2 separate regions of the Mus musculus genome follow, and region 2 is linked to region 1. Evidence: chromatin loops called from intact Hi-C (ENCODE). Cell type or tissue: left cerebral cortex. All regions are shown on one strand.

Region 1 (2,500 bases):
AGATCAAATAAACCTCTCCTTTTTATAAGTTGATTGTTTCAGGTATTTTGATGTAGTAATGGAAAGAAAACTGATAGTAAGGTTGTTTTCCTGTCTTTACTTTTGGGACCCAGAGGGGATTTATTTTCACAAGGTCACCTAGCTAGTAGATGCCAGATGTGTCTCAAAGTGTGGAACTTTAGCACCATTTCAGCCTGCTTTACTACCTCCTGTTACAGAAGGAAAATAGAATAAAAAATGAAGTGGCTTTCAGTGAAATCTGGATGTTTTAGAATGCCTGATGCCTTAGAAGTATGACAAAAGTTGTTCTAAGTAGTGAACAGAGGAGTAGAAAATTATAACATTGTTCATAAGGAAAACAGATTTTCAAGAAAATCAAATAAAAAGTATACCTTGAGATAAAAAATGCAGTTAGTAAGTGGATGAATAATTACTAAAAAACAAACTGGGATAATTCATGGAAAGAAACAGTAAAAATGATTGGTGTTTCAGATGGAGAACTCTAGAGTTGGAGAGATGTACCCACAGCTATGGAAAGATTGAGAATCCAAGAACCATCTCAGTGAGCTTCAACTCTGAATCCCAGAACAATCTACATCCACAAGCCCAAGGAAGCCAGAAAAGGGTATTGGATCCCCTAAAACTGAAGTTACAGACAGCTCTGAGCCACACGTGGATGCTGGAAACTAAAGGCAGGTTCTCTACAAGAGCAGGGGGAGCTACTAGTTGACGAGCCATCTTTCCAGCCCCTGTAACTGGTTGTAAAACACAAGGAAGTTCAGGAAACTTTGGATTCACTAGGTTGTGATGAAATCCATCTCTCCCCCCTTTATTTCTTAAGGATCCATGGGTGATTTTAAGGTTCTAGCTGTAGGTGGCTGTAAGCCTTGCTGCTTCATAGACCAGAAGCAAGTCCTGTGGACTGTGCAGAAACATAGTTCAGAAAACCTGGGGAGGGTGAAGAGAAAGAATTACAAAAACACAGCAAGGATTCTATTTCTGTCAAGCTGCCCTACATACACATTCATTATAAAATATGCAAAGATGTATGTCCAAGAATAATCACCGAAACAGTGTTTGCAAGAGAAAGCATTCTTCACAGATGGAGGACAGATGTAACGACGATGTCATCCTTATTACTGCCACACAATAGAGAACTTAAAATAATTAAGATCTGACTGATCTGTACCTGCGAAAACACCCTTAAGAAAAACTGTCAAATGATAACACATTTCAGAGAGCAGCCTGATGGCTTGCTGTCTGCCAAAAAGAATGTTTGGATGCACAGTCAATGAACAACTTAAGGCTATATTGGAGTAGGTTGTTGGAGGACTGAAGAGTCAATGAGGGAGAACTGGATGTCTACTCTTAAAATTTCATGCTTTAGTAGTTTTTATTTTGCAATGAGGATCTATCACCTTTAAATAAAGTACTTTTTAAATGCATGAAAGGGTCTGGGGAGATGGCTAGGCAAGGAAAGTGCCTATAACTGTCAGGAACTGAGTTCAGTCCCTGGCATCTATTAGAAGCTAGGAGTGGCATTGTATGCCTATCATCCTGGCGCTTAAGAGGCAGAGGCAGCTGAGCCCTGAGGGTTTCTGGATCAGTCTCGTGAAATCAGCAGGGGTCAGTGAGAGACTAGGTCCCAAAGAATAAGATGGAGAGCTGTAGAAGAAAACATCTGATATTCACCTTTAGCTACTGCACAGGTACACACATGTGCACATGCAAGCATCACCACAGTGCATACGTCCATGCACACTCACAAACAGGCAGACATACACAGACATACACAGACAGACACAGACACATAGACACACAGACACACACAGACACACACACAGACACAGACACACACACAGACACACACACAGACACACACACACACACACACACACATGAATGGATTTCCAGTTGCTTCATTGTTTTATTATGGTCTCTATGAATATCTGGCTCTTAAAATTACTTATAGATGGTATTTTCTAAGGATTTAGGGTCAGAGAACAAAACAGTGAAGTATCAAGTTTAATAGCTATAAAGAAACATTTGGTGCTGGGACTAAGATAGACAAAATGACTTCAGAGAAGCTAGGACATCTTAAAAACCACAGACCATGAGATTCATGCAAAATTCTGCATCTTTGTCATCATCTATCAAGGAATCCCCCTCCACAGAAGACCTGCTTACTGGCAACTTCTCCTTAAACTTCTGTAGCTTTCCTTGCCATGTGCCCTCACTTCTCAGTTCTGTCGCTCCTATACTCCACTGCCTCTGCCCTCTCAGAGTCTCAGGCTTGGATCTGACGAATATACCATGTCTTAGATCCTAACATTATCTAGAAAGTCCAATCACTGAAATCTCTTTCTCTCCTGTTGCTCCAATTCTTCATGCCCTTTTTGGAACTGCCCTATGATTAATTAAATCAAGATAGTCAAACCCTTGATATATTTCTTTTTATTTTAACTTTTTTAATTAGGTATTTTCCTCATTTACATTTCAA
Region 2 (2,500 bases), 63 kb after region 1:
CTTTTTCTTATTTGCTCTGGATATTTTACAATCTTTTATGTAAGCTTGGGGAGTTTAAAATAAACATCGTATTGACACATGTATTTGTGCCCTTTATTGATCATAAACCAATTAAGGAACCCACAGGATAAGAATCTACTATTAACTGAAATGGATGCATTAGTCAAAGCAAAACAAATTTCTAGGCTCACATTACAAATAAATGTTATAAGCGGAAAATGCCCTCTGGTAGTTGTTGTTGGGTTTTTCCCCTGAAAGTCTGTTTACTTCTTTTATAAGCTACACAGAAGTATTTAAGTGATCATGGGTGATAAATCATTTGCTCACAATGCATGGGCTTCAAACCATGAGATTCTTTTGAGAATCTGTAAGAAACGGCTTCAAAAGCAGCACCTCGAGCTACCAATTATAACAATGCTGACTTTAGTCAGATTTCGGTTTGTCTTTGTCTGCACAATGATGATAATGTCTAATTTGGACTTTCCAATGTAAGCATTGTTACGAAATCCTCTGTAGTCCAAGATTGCCTAGAAATGACAAAAATAACCTTAATTCTTGCAAATCTGAACAACAATATGCAGCATAAAGAGAATAAAAAGTCCATTGCATAACACAGAAGAGCAGGGAACAGCCCAGTCTCCTTCTGTGGAAGAACCCAGCCCTAAAAACAGTCTATTTTATTCAAGTGTACTTTAAAAGCCTCTAATTCACAGCAAATTCCATGAGCAGTTCTGGTATATCCATAGCAGGAGCTCAGAGAGTGTGCAAGGTATTTAAAAGCAGGGGAGGTTGTTGTCACGTTTAAACAAAATTGACCTTTTCACTACGCAGTATGAATATTCCCAGCCCAAACTTGTTTTCTGAATTCAGAGCCTTGTAGGTTTTTGATTTTCAATTAGGGATGCTCAATTGGTACAGTCCATCACAATATTCCAATATACTAATAATACCTGGAACACTTCTTTTTCCCTTTTAGATAAAGCACTTTCAATAGCATTTCATTTATCTGATTATTTTAACATTTAATTCAATACAAGCAAAACTCTATCTAAATGTTGCAAACCTCTTTTCTGCACATTCTAAAAAACTCAGGTCATCCTGCATCAGCGATGCTATCATCCTGGTCAAGACTGTTTCACACATGCACATCCATACCTGCATACACCCCCATAAAGAACTTCACTATCACTCACCAAAATAGCATTTCTTGATCTATTGTGTAAAGAAAATGATTCTCCTATTTATGCTTTATGAATAAGGTATTTTAATACCCACTGTCTCAAGAATTGTACACTATAATCCTTAGTTTAGTTCATTTTAAATAATGTGAGCCCTTCAGTCTTCAGAACATAGATAATGTCATACTTCGTTTCAGTTATCAACTTGACACATCTGGAAAAAGCAAACCTTGGTTGAAAACTTGCCTCCTCAAATTGGCATGAACTCAGGGCTAAAGGAGCATTTTCTTGATTGTGAACTGGTGGAGGAGGGTACATACCACTATCAGTGGTGCTATTCTTAGGTGGGTCTGAGCTGGAGAAGAAAGGTAGCTATGAAAGCCAAAGAAAACAAGCCAGCAAGCAGCGTTCTCCCAAAGGTAAAATTGGAAGCTAAGGACGAAGCCAGCAGAGTGAGTCATGGTGGTGAAGAGAGATTGCATGGTAAATCTCCTTCTCATGGGGGCTTATGAAGAAGTCCTGCCTTTATATTTAAGTATCAAGCATCTCCCCTTTCTATCTGAATCTAATGTCACCATGAGTATAAGGCCACCAAATGACTTTCAAACATGGATTCTACTCAATTAAAGCATCACCAATAACTGCTCAATATTTAACCAGACATTGTTATTTCAAATGTTCTTTTTTTCTCTACCATATCTTCTCTGTAAAAGGCTTTACAATTCTTCTACAGATTATAAGTGATGCTCAGAAGTACCACCATTTAAATATGGATACATCATCTTAGTAAAAATTATTCATACTTTTGTTCATAACATAGAAGGACCTTTTTTAATTAGATATTTTCTTTATTTACATTTCAAATGTTATCCTCTTTCCTAGTTTCCCCTCCAAAACTCCCCTATCCTCTCCCCCTTCCCCTGCCTCCCAACCGCCAACTCCTGATTCATGGCCCTGTAATTCCTCTATACTGGGGCATAGAACCTTCACAGGACCAAAGGCCTATCCTCCCATTGATGACTGACTAGGCGATTCTCTGCTATATATTCAGCTAGAGCCATGAGTACATCCATGTGTTTTCTTTGGTTGGTGGTTTAGTACCAAGGAGCTCTGGGGTACTGGTTAGTTCACATTGTTGTTCCTTCTATGTGGTTGTAAACCCAATCAGCTCCTTGGGAACTTTCTCTAGCTCCTTCATTGGGGACCTTGTGCTCTGTCCAATGGATGGCTGTGAGCATCCACTTCTTCATTAGTCAGGCACTGGTAGGTCTTCTCAGGAGACAACTATATCAGGGTCCTGTCAGCAAGCTCTTGTTGGCATC

What was found. A loop is a pair of places that touch in the nucleus more often than their neighbours do. Peaks named below come from ENCODE experiments on the same cell type or tissue, not always from the same donor. Only the 100,000 strongest peaks of a DNase experiment are listed, where the experiment ranks them.
Region 2: it touches region 1 in a loop (2.5-fold over the local background); 2 of 42 quality-filtered maps call a loop at or near these places.

What each region holds. Positions count from the first base shown.
Region 1 is chr2:21,726,866-21,729,365 of GRCm38, reverse strand. The region is part of intron 5 of Gpr158 (G protein-coupled receptor 158); the gene reads right to left. Among named protein-coding and RNA genes, the nearest start is that of Gm39766, 89 kb to the left of the region's middle. In left cerebral cortex, no CTCF peak of the experiment used is centred here; a DNase peak (open chromatin) is centred at 1,096; H3K27ac peaks cover 1,422 bases.
Region 2 is chr2:21,663,996-21,666,495 of GRCm38, reverse strand. All of the region lies in intron 5 of Gpr158 (G protein-coupled receptor 158), which reads right to left. Among named protein-coding and RNA genes, the nearest start is that of Gm39766, 150 kb to the left of the region's middle. In left cerebral cortex, no CTCF peak of the experiment used is centred here; DNase peaks (open chromatin) are centred at 531 and 1,561; H3K27ac peaks cover 1,940 bases.